2 separate regions of the Homo sapiens genome follow, and region 2 is linked to region 1. Evidence: chromatin contacts called from ENCODE Hi-C or POLR2A ChIA-PET data. All regions are on one chromosome and are shown on one strand. Each heading gives the region's core, a stretch centred on a gene start or an enhancer-like site at or near the end of the contact. The rest is flanking DNA. Distances are from core to core; before and after follow the strand shown. Region 1 overlaps TSPAN5 (tetraspanin 5). Region 2 has its middle 90 kb from the start of TSPAN5-DT.

The links. Hi-C counts contacts between places; a loop is a spot of excess contacts on that map. ChIA-PET counts read pairs that join two places held with the same protein, here RNA polymerase II (POLR2A). Pooled maps may share reads with other maps.
Region 2: a map of PC-9 shows a loop between it and region 1 (6-fold over the local background). The contact joins two enhancer-like sites. A Hi-C loop is called at or near these places in 10 of 168 maps with a recorded cell type or tissue (A673, CD4-positive, alpha-beta memory T cell, CD8-positive, alpha-beta T cell and 7 more), 3 of 37 single-sample maps with no recorded cell type and 18 of 50 pooled maps. POLR2A ChIA-PET finds 5 or more read pairs at or near these places in 1 of 52 experiments (activated T-cell).

What each region holds. Positions count from the first base shown.
Region 1 is chr4:98,465,300-98,471,064 of GRCh38, forward strand. TSPAN5 (tetraspanin 5) reads right to left here. Exons shown (of 8, transcript NM_005723.4): 8 at 5,068-5,765. Among named protein-coding and RNA genes, the nearest start is that of TSPAN5, 190 kb to the right of the region's middle. Within about 2 kb of position 2,437, at least 11 of the 41 ENCODE cell types and tissues checked have a DNase peak (open chromatin) inside an H3K27ac peak, as active enhancers do.
Region 2 is chr4:98,745,696-98,751,460 of GRCh38, forward strand. No RefSeq gene overlaps it. Among named protein-coding and RNA genes, the nearest start is that of TSPAN5-DT, 90 kb to the left of the region's middle. RefSeq lists enhancers at 1,760-2,310, 2,311-2,861. Within about 2 kb of position 2,201, at least 4 of the 41 ENCODE cell types and tissues checked have a DNase peak (open chromatin) inside an H3K27ac peak, as active enhancers do.

The DNA.
Region 1 (5,765 bases), core at 1,187-3,686:
TTGTGGATGAGGTAGTTACTGATCACCTCAATTACCACTGCTGTCATTCAGCAAACTTTCAAGTGCCTGGTATATGCCAAGTACTGGGCCACAATTCCAAGACTCTCTATACTGGACCTTGCTGCTTATCTGAGCTTTTCCCCACTCTTTCGTCTGGAGGTTCTGGGCCCTTCCCAACCTCCCCAGCAGCATAGGCTTTATTATGGCCCCTTCCACATTCCCCAGGGGCCCAGACCAAACCTCTCTTCCTTCTTGAGACCATCTTCCATTAACCCCTGTGTTCTTCCTGTATCTCAACCAGGCACCATTTTGAGAGATGTCAGTTTAGCTCTTGATGAATTGGAAATTTTCCACATGTGGGGTTTTCCCCTCCATCAGTTTACATTTCCTCAGGAACTTATGCAGCGTGCTTATAACACCTGCCTGGAACACAGTAAACTTCTAGTCAATAAATGTGACCTGTTATTTCAAGGGATAGATGATATATTCACCCCTAGTACCCAGCCTGCAACAGGTAGCCAGAGAACTAGTGGGCCTGATTCAGTTGCAAAGTAACAAGACTAAAGACAGCACAAGTGTGGAAATATGGCTATTTTCTTTATAAAACTTGAGTCACTCTAACAACTTGAATTTAAGATAATTTACTTCAAATAAATACAGAATGCAGACTATGACTTAATCATAATAAATCATTCTCTATGTTTAAAATGTCCCACAAAATGTTGATTGTTTTCTTTTTTTGTTTTTTTGAGTTGGAGTCTCAGTCTGTCTCCCAGGCTAGAGTGCAGTGGCGTGATCTTGGCTCACTGCAAGCTCTCCCTCCTGGGTTCACACCATTCTCCTGCCTCAGCCTCCAGAGTAGCTGGGACTACAGGTGCCCGCCACCACACCCGGCTAATTTTTTGTATTTTTAGTAGAGACGGGGTTTCACTGTGTTACCAGGATGGTCTTGATCTCCTGACCTCATGATCTGCCTGCCTAGGCCTCCCAAAGTGCTGGGATTACAGGTGTGAGCCACCACACCCAGCTGATTGTTTTCTTTTTTACGTATTTTTTTTGTTTGAGTCAGGATCTTGCTCTGTTGCTCAGGCTGGAATGCAGCAGTGCAATCATGGCTCACTGCAGCCTCCATCTCCTAGGCTCAAGCAATCCTCCCACCTCAGCCTCCAACATAGCTGGAATTATAGGCTTGTGTCACCATGTCCACCAATTAGAAAAATTTTTTGTAGGGAGACGGTCTCACTATGTTGCCCAGGCTGGTCTCAAACTCCTGGGCTCAAGCCATCCTCAGGGTGAGTCTATAAAGTGAAAGCAAATTTATTAACAAAAAAAAGGAATAAAAGAATGGCTACTCCATAGACAGAGGAGTTCTCAGGGTTGCCAATTGCCCATTTTTATGGTCATTTTTTGATGATGTGCTAAACGAGGGGTGGATTAGTCATGTCTCGCCTTTCTAGACCATGTAGGGTAACTTCCTGACATTGCCATGGCATTTGTAAACTGTCATGGCGTTGGTGGGAGTGTAACAGTGAGGACGACCAGAGGTCACTCTCATCGCCATCTTGGTTTTTGTGGGCTTCTTTACTGCAACCTGTTTTATCAGCAAGGTGTCTATGACCTGTGTCTTGTGCCAACCTTCTATCTTATCCTGTGACTTAGAATGCCTAGCCATCTGGGAACATAGCCCAGTAGGTTTCAGCCTCATTTTACCCAGGTCCTATTCACAATGGAGTTGTTCTGGTTCAAACGCTTCTGACAAGACCAAAGCAAAATCCAGGTGATTCACACTGGTGGTATGTATGCATATATGTGTGTATTTCTAAGTACAGTGTGTAGAAGTAACACACTGGTGGTTTTAGAAGAAATATAAAGATGTTCTATTCCTTGTTTCTGGAGAGTTGCTCATTTTGAAGAGGAATTGAAGTGCAAACCAGGGTCCTGGGGCCTTTTGTCACAAAAACCTCTGAAGTTCCAATGGAGGGTGGTGTTCCCTGGGAGGGAGGGTGCAGAGCATTGTCCTCCCAGCCCCATTGAGGACACCTTTAGGACAGTGCCTCTGCCTGGAAGATGAGCAGCTTTAGGCAGTCACCATCGTCGTCTAGAAACCACATTTGAAAACTGGTGGGAGGACAAGGCCCAGCTCCATCCTGCCGCGATAAACTCCCAGCAGCAAGATCCCAAGCAGGATAGATGGTGATGGGAGCAAAACGTCCTGTTCTCTCATCTTTCCAAAACAAGCCTTGCCATTTTCAGGAGCGTGTAAAGGAAATAAAACACCTACCCGCCCTAAGCAGGCAACATAAGCTGTGTACCTTCAAGTTTCTCCAAAGCACAAGCGCCTCTGAACATACAGTGTTTTTATCCCTGAACTATTCCAACTCCAGTCCGGAGTGGTTTTACGCAGTCGACACTAGAGGGCAGGCCATTAAAACGTTCCCGTTCAAACGAGTTGCTCTGCAAATGCAAGAGCTGACACAGCACCTGAAGGTCCGCTCCGTATCTGAAAAGTAGCTTTCCCCCACGGAGAATGCAAGCGTGCGTTCGGTATGGGGCAAGAGCGTGGGAAGCCTGCTACTGCTTTCCTTTCGGGGCATATTTACAGTGAAAGCCCGTGAACTCGCCTGCTCTTCCCTTAGATTTACTTTACTTGGGAATTCCTAGAAGTGGAAAAATAAATCACAATGGCCAGTGCGGGTCCCCAGAGGTTTAGCCCCGGCTAATGGATAACAGGAAGGGACTAAATCAGCCTCCTCTCACCAGCGGCAAGTTTACAAGAGAACCACTCAGCATGAAAACGCCAAAGCAAGCTGTACTTAATCCCTCAAGAAGTCCTAAAAACTGTAATTTTATTAAGTTAGAGACAGGGTCTTCCTCTGCCAACCAGGATGGAGTGCAGTGGTGCGATCATACTTCACTCCTGGGCTCAAGCTGTCCTCCTGCCCCAGCCTCCAGAGTCGCTGGGAGTACAGGTGCATGACGCCAGGTCCAGCTAATTAAAAAAAATTTTTTTTTTCATTTTTTTAAGACACGGGGTCTTGCTATGTTGCCCAGGCTAATCTTGAATTCCTGTCCTCAAGCAATCATCCTGTTTTGGCCTCCCAAAGTGCTGGGATTACAGGTGTGAGCCAGCCACCTTGTCTGGCCTAAAACTGTAATTTTATAAACTCTTTGTGGCAAACCCCTCCAAACAAAAAGGCTCGGGTGAGTGTAAGGATGGCTTTGCTCCAAGTTCAGAGTTTGGCTTCTCCGCCGTGCTCCCTGCCCCCACCCACCCCCCCACCCCCATCTGACTGCCTTGTCTGTTATCATGTGTAGATTTTCTATGGATTTTATTGTGTCATCATGATAAAGCCAATGTTAATGTATTTTTCAGGCAAATGCTGCATTTTCCTCCTCAAAGACTAGGCTTCTCACTCTGGAATTGGGCAGCACCTAGAAGCAGCCCCATGGCCTCACTGGAGAGAGCTCTGGCCATGAAACCCTGCTGGCCAGCGTTTATAGAGGGCTTCCCAGTTCTTCATTGGAGGTCTAAACAGGATTTCCCTAGAGAAGGAGGGCTTCGTGGAATAAATGACAAAGGGAGTTGGGGTGGCCTGCCAGGTCACTGGGCTCCAGCTCCTCATTGTTCAGCCCACAGGCTTCCCAGGGCGCCTGTCCAAGCCAGCCGGAAACAGACGAAACTGCAAAATCACTCCATTCCTGCCCACACAAACACGGGGAAATGAATGATCACTTTGCACAAGAAACCTCCAAGAGACACTTTGAGGATCCCCTTGAGGAAAGGACAACTGGGACCTGTGGCAGGAAGAAGGCTGAAAGAAAAGTCCAGGTTTATTACTCCCTGGGAGAAGGAAGAGGAAGAACAAAGGAAATGCACTTCTTTAAGTACTTCATGATGCAAAATATTTTTAAATTCCTGAGTTCACATTTAAAAACTGTATATTTTTAAATTATAGGAGCAATGATGTTAGTGGTAACCAGCCCAACAACAGAAATAAAGAGAAATTTAATAAGCTTCCCCTAAAGTCTACCTTCTACACATTGAAGAAACTTCCTCCAAGTTTTTGAGTTTTATAGACAAAGCATCCTTTTACTTCTGAGCTGTCATTTTTTTTTCCTTTGTTGGCTTATAGTTTGCAACAAGCAAAGAGGGCCAATGTAGACAATAAGAAAACTCAAGAAGCAGGGATTGGCCATCTCCAATCATCACTGATAAATTTCCTTAAAATCAAAATAACGTTGTTTCAAATATCTGAGATATGAGGCAAAACGTTTCTTGAACAAGTCTGACACTATGTTGTCAGGATCTAAGTGTGCTATATGAACCTTAAAATTTGTTTTCATTTGATCTTTGAAAAAAGTATTTAATCAGTTCTAACGACGGAAGTCTTCTTCTGCAGTGATAATTCACAATGAAAGACATTTAAGCTGACGTTTCTCTAATGGGTTTTTAAGATTCCAGCTCCAAGGGACTGTGAGAAATTATTTTCTTATATAAAAGGTTGTGAATATTATCAACATTTATCTAAGCCCATAAGTCATAAATCCCACCAGGCATTAAATTTTCAAGGGAGCTTTTAAAACATAGATTACCCTGTCTCCCACTCCAGAACTGCTAGGGGTAAGGTCTGGGGAATCTGTATTTCACATGGTCCCCAAGTGATTGTAACCAGCAGATGACCTCATGGGCAGGGATTTCCTACATACGAGGCTCTGGCCTCTGTGTCTTGTCAGTCAGCATTTTTAAGTACAAAGGAACCTTTCCCTTCCCAACTACAAAATCTTACCTTTCTGTTTCCCCTCCTAGAAAACTGGATCAGAACAATGCTTCTCAAAGTGTAGTCCCCAAACAAGCCGCAAACAGCATCACCTACGATCTTATCAGAATACAAATTCTCCAGCCCCACCCCAGACCTACTAAGTTAGAAATTATGGGCACGGAGCAAATGCATTCATGTGTTTTAACAAGTCCTCCCAGTGATTCTGACACCTGCTAAAGTTTGAGAACCACTGGATTCGAAAATTTCACAATTTCAAGAAAGAAGTAATGAAGAAAGACACACCATGTAAGGTAGAACCAAGTTTATTAATGACAGCCTTTATTACAATCACTCTCAAGTGTAAAAAATAAAGGGTGATTAATTAATATTTAAAACTCACTCGGACTTGCTGTTTGGCCTTTCAGTGGATGTGCCAAAGGGCAGGGATCTTGCCTGATTCTGAATCAATTGGCCAGATGGAGTTCACTGGAGAATGAGGCAATCAACAAAAAAGACAAATGATGCCAACTGGAGAGAGCTCGTGTCTTCTCCATGTTGGAAGGACATTACAAAATGGCAACTGTGGTGGGGGCAGAGATGAAGTAAGACAACCTTACAGTCGGAGTAAGATGTGAATACCTCTACCTATACAGAGACAAAAACACACACATGCAGAGCCATACACACACCCAAACAGTGAACACAGTTTTGAAAATAATTTCCTTTTTGTCCTTTCTCTGAGCAGACTGACACATTCATCGGCCACCACCATGCACCATGGGGCTGAAATGGAAAACCTCGCTTAATTTCCACAAAGTATTCTAGCTGGCTGCCCAGTTATGTGCTGGCAAATCTGTCCGCACCGAAAAATGTGCCTGTGGTTTTCCCAGAGTTCCACAGACTGATATCTGCTCCCCAGGAGGGCAACATCCGGTGGACACCAGCTGGATTAAAATCTAGAGGGCAAAACTCGTCCCTCCCACCTAAAGTGGGGGCAGGAGCGGC
Region 2 (5,765 bases), core at 951-3,450, 280 kb after region 1:
CAACATGTGCGAGCTCCTTGGCAAGCTAACATTTTGACACTGTTTCAAATTAATATTTTAAAAATATTCTAGGATTTTCAGCTTAATGTTTGCGGGAGATGACAAAATGTTCGGGCAGATGGGTGGAGCAGGAGGACATGGATGCCAGGACTCAGCATCTCCTCTGTTGACCCAGCAATCCTGCCTTGGCTGCACCTCACTAAGGGAAACAAAAGCTTAGTGTTAATTGCACTCATCTTCCTTAGACCGTAGTTAGTTGACCAACTATTTTTATTCAAGGGTGCCTCTTAGAGGTTCTAATTCTCAATCCAAGTGGCTGTATAAGAGCTTTATTTCTTTGAACCACATGCAGTACTTTCCCTGAAAGGAATTTGGTGAGTGTAATTTTCACCTCTCATTATATTTCCAATGAGTTCTTAGTGCGCTTGCGTGCACGCATGCACACACACGATCAGGACTCCTGGAAATTGCCATATTAGTCCATGTCTTGATCTAATATTGCATGGACAGAATTTCACATGGGTCATTTGTTGTCCTAGTACTTTTTAAGTTAGCTTAGTGCAAACAAAACACAAAACTAAAATAATTTACCTCCTAAAGAATTCAGAGCAATTTAGAGAATGCATCATAAAAGATTGCTTTCAATTTTTTAAATTTTGTTTCTTTTTCAAGTTGGGGTATTGTTCTGTCACCCAGGCTGGAGTGCAATGGCACCATTATGGCTCACAGGTACCTCAAACTACTGGGCTCCCGCAATCCTTCCTCCTCAACCTCCTGCCACCTGCCACTGTGCCTGGCTAATTTTTTTTTTTTTTTTTTTTTTGGTAGAGACAGGGTCTTGCTTTGTTACCTAGGCTGGTCTCCTGGGCTGAAATGATCCTCCTACCTCAGCCTCCCAAAGTGTTGGGATTATAGGCATGAGTCACCGTGCCCAGCCCAACTCTCAAATTATATCACACAGGCAGGAAGTGTCTGATAGCAGGTGGCATAGGCTCTGTGGGACTGTTTTCTTTTAAGAAACAATCTCTCATCATCAACATGCTTGAGGCCCCAGGAAAGGTCTTTAGTGCTTTAACTTGGGCACTCTGTGTTTGTCCAGCTGCACTGACATTTCATGGTGTGGGTGAGTCAGTGGGGAAGGGAAAGGCAGCAGCCATGAGAGGCAAGCCAAGGATATGGAACCTCTGGAAAGAACCAAAAAGATCAATGGGTGTCCTGCCTTTTCACCTCCCTATCCACTGGATTCACTTGATAGTAGTAGCAGCAAAAGAGCCATCCAGTCAGTAGGGACCTGCCTGGTCTGCAACGAAAGAAGGAGGCTTTCTGGGCCCTATTTCGTCAAGAGAAGGATTTAATATTTCACTTAGCCAGACCTCCATGTTCAACTGAAGGACAGACATCCCCGTGGATGTCTAAGCAGACATTTATCCTGGCAGCTGTGGGGCCAGATTCCTGGACTTTATGACTCAGGCTTTTTCAAAAGCAAAAAAACACTACAAGAGAAGGCCCTCATTATTTAAAAAGAATTAAGGATTCCCAGTTCAGGCAAGTCTTCCAGGGTCCTAAACTGGGGATCAGTCAGGTGAATTCAGCCAGTGATTGGTTTGGTTCACACAACGTTTTATTTTTTATTTTTAATTGGCAACCCCTGCACAAAGCAACAATACTGGAGGTAGGGTTTCAGGATTTAGACTGAGGCCCACAAGTGTTTTCTGAGCACTCTGGATGGGCAGGCTCTCTGATAGGCCGGTTCTCTGATAGGCCAGTCTTCCGGTCACTCACTCTAGTCCTGCCCAGTGACCTTGAAATAAATTGCAGCGCAAAATAGCAGAGTGCCCCACCTTCAGAGTGTTTGAGACTTTCCCCTCCTGAGTGGAAACACGGAGGCTCAGAGCAAGATTAGGAGAATCAGTCTTGGCAACAGATAAAGGGATCAATGGAAGAAGGAGCAGCTGAGGCCTGGGGAAATTTACATAAGCCTGCTAGAAGTAGGGGCTCAGAGCCTCAGAAGGGACAGTAAGAAACCAGACCAAAGGAAAACATCTGTAATGAGCTGTGAGGACCAGTGAGCTGCAGAGGTCAGAGCAGGCACCTCCCCACCTACAGAACAATCAAGCAGTTGCCAAAGCAAACCTTTCTGCAGTTGGGATTTATTTTATTGTCATTCTTCCCTTCCCATGGCTGCTGAGCCTTTGAAGTAATCCTCAGCGTGAAAAGATAGGAGGATGTGCACATAAGAGGCCCTTTGAAAAAGCCTTAGGGAAAGTAGCCAAGCTCCGGAGGGAGCAATTGTAAAGTGACTAGAACAAGGAAGTAGGGAAGGACTGTGGGGAGACCAGGCGGGTAGCTTAAAACCCTTGCCATAGCAAGCCTTTTTTAAGTGGCAAGCCAGAAGGCCCAGCCCAGTGGGCCTCAGCCAGCACTTGGGCTCATGGTCCTATTTCAGCATGAAATTCATTCCTGTGACTGCAAGGGAGCCGAACAGTACAACGATCTTAATGACTGTATTGCAAACCACAAAGGATCTATGTTCATGAATAAGCAATAATCAGCTGAAAACATATTATGTTTACCACAAAAAAAAAAGGCGGAAAGAGCACAAAATCTAGTGAGTAAAGTGTAGGCAGCAGATAGTAATGTGGTAGCCGATGTTCATCCCCTTGACCACTCTCATCAGGCCCAGAGACATGGTGCTTACATTTGCTCCAGTGGAGACTGGATAGAAAGAGTAGAGATGCAAAGAAAAAAACAACCTTAGCTTTTTAGGGAAAACACTAAGGGCTCTGGCATAAAACTGGAGAGATTACAGGGGGTATGTGAATATACAGAGCAGGTACCTCATCTGCTCTGCCATCATGACCAATAAAGAGCTTTGAGCCAGAGAGAGGGAAAAGAGTTTGCAGTCAAGGAAAATTATAAATTATAGCATGAAGTCCCTGTACTGTGCTTCTATACCCTGGAATACATCCTGGGGGAAGAGTGACCAGATGCCCCATGAAACATGAAGAGATCCAAGGCAGAGAGAACTCATGTCCTGTTCTTCATCTGGATATTTGATGTCTGTTTGGAGAAGGCCAACAGGAAAATGGTATGGAAGATCTAACCACCAGAGGGCCAATAGCTGACCCCATGTTCCTAGTGGCTTCCAAGTGCCCCAGAAGATTTTGCAGGTAACTGAGAGAGAAAGAGAGGAGCAGTGCTGCTCCAGGATTGCTTGGGTCAAAGTGAAGATCCAAGAAGTAGGAGACCTGGATTACGAGACTTGTGTCAGTGATGGGAGAAAGTTGCGGCTGCAGTCTTGGAGGCATCCTCAGCTCCGTGGTGCTAAGTGGGAGCAGAATGGACACTCATATGAAGATGGGCTCTCACCATCTGTAGGAGTAAGCACCATGGGCTGTGCGCACCAAGAACAAGGCTGGTCCAGGTGACGTGGGATGGGGTGGGGGCTGTGATAGGAGACCAGAGTGGACCCATTTTCCTCCTCTGGTGGCTTCAGTGGGATTTTCCATAAGCCTCCAGGAGTTTAGGATAGACACCACAAAAAGGGGAGGAAGAAAACCCTGAGGAAGGGGGAATATAACTGAATTTCCAATTAGAAGATACTGGAAAGTTACTGGCTGGGGCTGAGAAGACCCAGAAAGTAGCATTTGGAATATGATGATGAGAGCTGGCACAGCTCTGGGAACTAATACCACTCAGGGTCCCTAGGGAAAGTGGAGGAAGTACTTAAGTAAGAGAAAAGACAAATTAACTTGTCAGAGCCATCTGTTAGGTAGCTCTAATGCAGTAGATTCTTGCATAATGAAGTATCATTTAGTAGTAGTGGTGAGTGCCCACTTTCTTGCTTCTTTTCAGATTCCATTTGGTGGATGCAAAAGTATTCACAGATTAGCACAGTATTTGCAACAGTGGCACATGAGGACAAAGGTCATGTTGCAGTATTAAACAATGTATATTGTTCTTAAATGTGTAGCATGTGGTTCTAGGTTGGTGGTTCTAGGGACTCCTCAAGTCCCCAGAGCCTTTTAGGGTCTGTGAGATCGAACTGTTTTTTCTTAGGACAGTATTTGCCTTTTTTTTCTCATGGTTTCATAGGTGTACAGTGGAGTTTTCTAGAGGCTGTAAGACACATTATGCCATTATTGCTCTGATAGCTAATGGTGTCTATATTAATGTATTCTTGTGTTTTAGGAACTTCCCAGTATTAATTCTAAGATATAAATATCGATAAAGTATTCCATGTAAACAAAGGCTATTTGGAGTTCTCAGTAATTTTTGTAGTTTAAAGGAATCATGAAACCAAAAGTTTTTAGAATGCCTGCTCAAAGTACGATACCAATTCTCTGTATTGGCAGCTTGATAGACATTAAGCACTAGAACTGCAAATTACATCCTTTTTATTTTTTTTGAGACGGAGTCTTGCTCTGTCACCCAGGGTGGAGTAAAGTGGCGTGATCTCAGCTCACTGTAACCTCCACCTCCCGGGTTCAAGCGATTCTCCTGCCTCAGCCTCCTGAGTAGCTGGGATTACAGGTGCCCACCACCATGCCTGGCTAATTTTTGTATTTTTAGTAGAGATAGGGTTTCACCATGTTGTCCAGGCTGGTCTCAAACTCCTGACCTCAGGTGATCTGCCCACCTCGGCCTCCCAAAGTGCTGGGATTACAGGCGTGAGCCACCATGCCTGGCAATGATGTCATTTTTAATAAAAGTATTTAATATGATTTGATTACATGTATTAAAAAATTGAAAATCTAGACATATTTAAATAAATTTGATTTTTAAAAATGTTAGTCATTTTATGAACAGATACTTCTCAAAAGAAGACATACAAGCAGCCAACAAACATATAAAAAAGTGCTCAGCATCACTAATCATCAGAGAAATGCAAATCAAAACCACAGTGAGATACCATCTCACACCAGTCAGAATGGCTATTATTAAAAAGCCAAAAAACACCAGATGCTGGTGAGGCTTTGGAGAAAAACACTTGAACACTGTTAGTAGGAATGTGAATTACTTCAGCCACTGTGGAAAGCAGTTTGGAGATTTCTCAAAGAACTTGGAGCTGCCATTCAACCCAGTAATCCCATTACCCAAAAGAAAGTAAATCGTTCTACCAAAAATACACATATAGTTGTATGTTCATCATCGTACTGCAAACAATGGCAAAGACGTGGAATCAACCCAGGTGCCTATCAATGGTGGATTGGATAAAGAAAATGTGGTATGTATATACCGTGAAATACTACTCAGCCATAAAGAAGAACAAAATCATGTCTTTTGCAGCAATACTGATGCAGCTGGAGGCTATTATCCTAAGCAAATTAACTCAGGAACAGAAAACCAAATATTACATGTTCTCACTTATAAATGAGAGATAAACATTGGGTACTCATGGACATAAAGATGGCAACAATAGACAGTGGTAACTACTAGGAGTGGGAGGGAAGGAGGAGAGCAAGGGTTGAAAAACTACTGGGTACCATGCTCACTTCCTGGGTGATGGAACTACCTCAAACCTCCACATTACACAATATACCCACATAACAAACCTGCACATGTACCCCAAATCTAAAATAAAAGTTGAAATTATTTTTTAAAAATTGTTAGTCATTTGTTATAATTTGTATTTGCCTTTTAATTTAATGTATACTTTAAAATATCTTAGGAGAAAAATAACTTTTTAAGATACAAATAAAAACAATTCAAAATTTTAATATTTCCACTTGTACTTTTAAAATGAAAGGTACATGCAAATTATG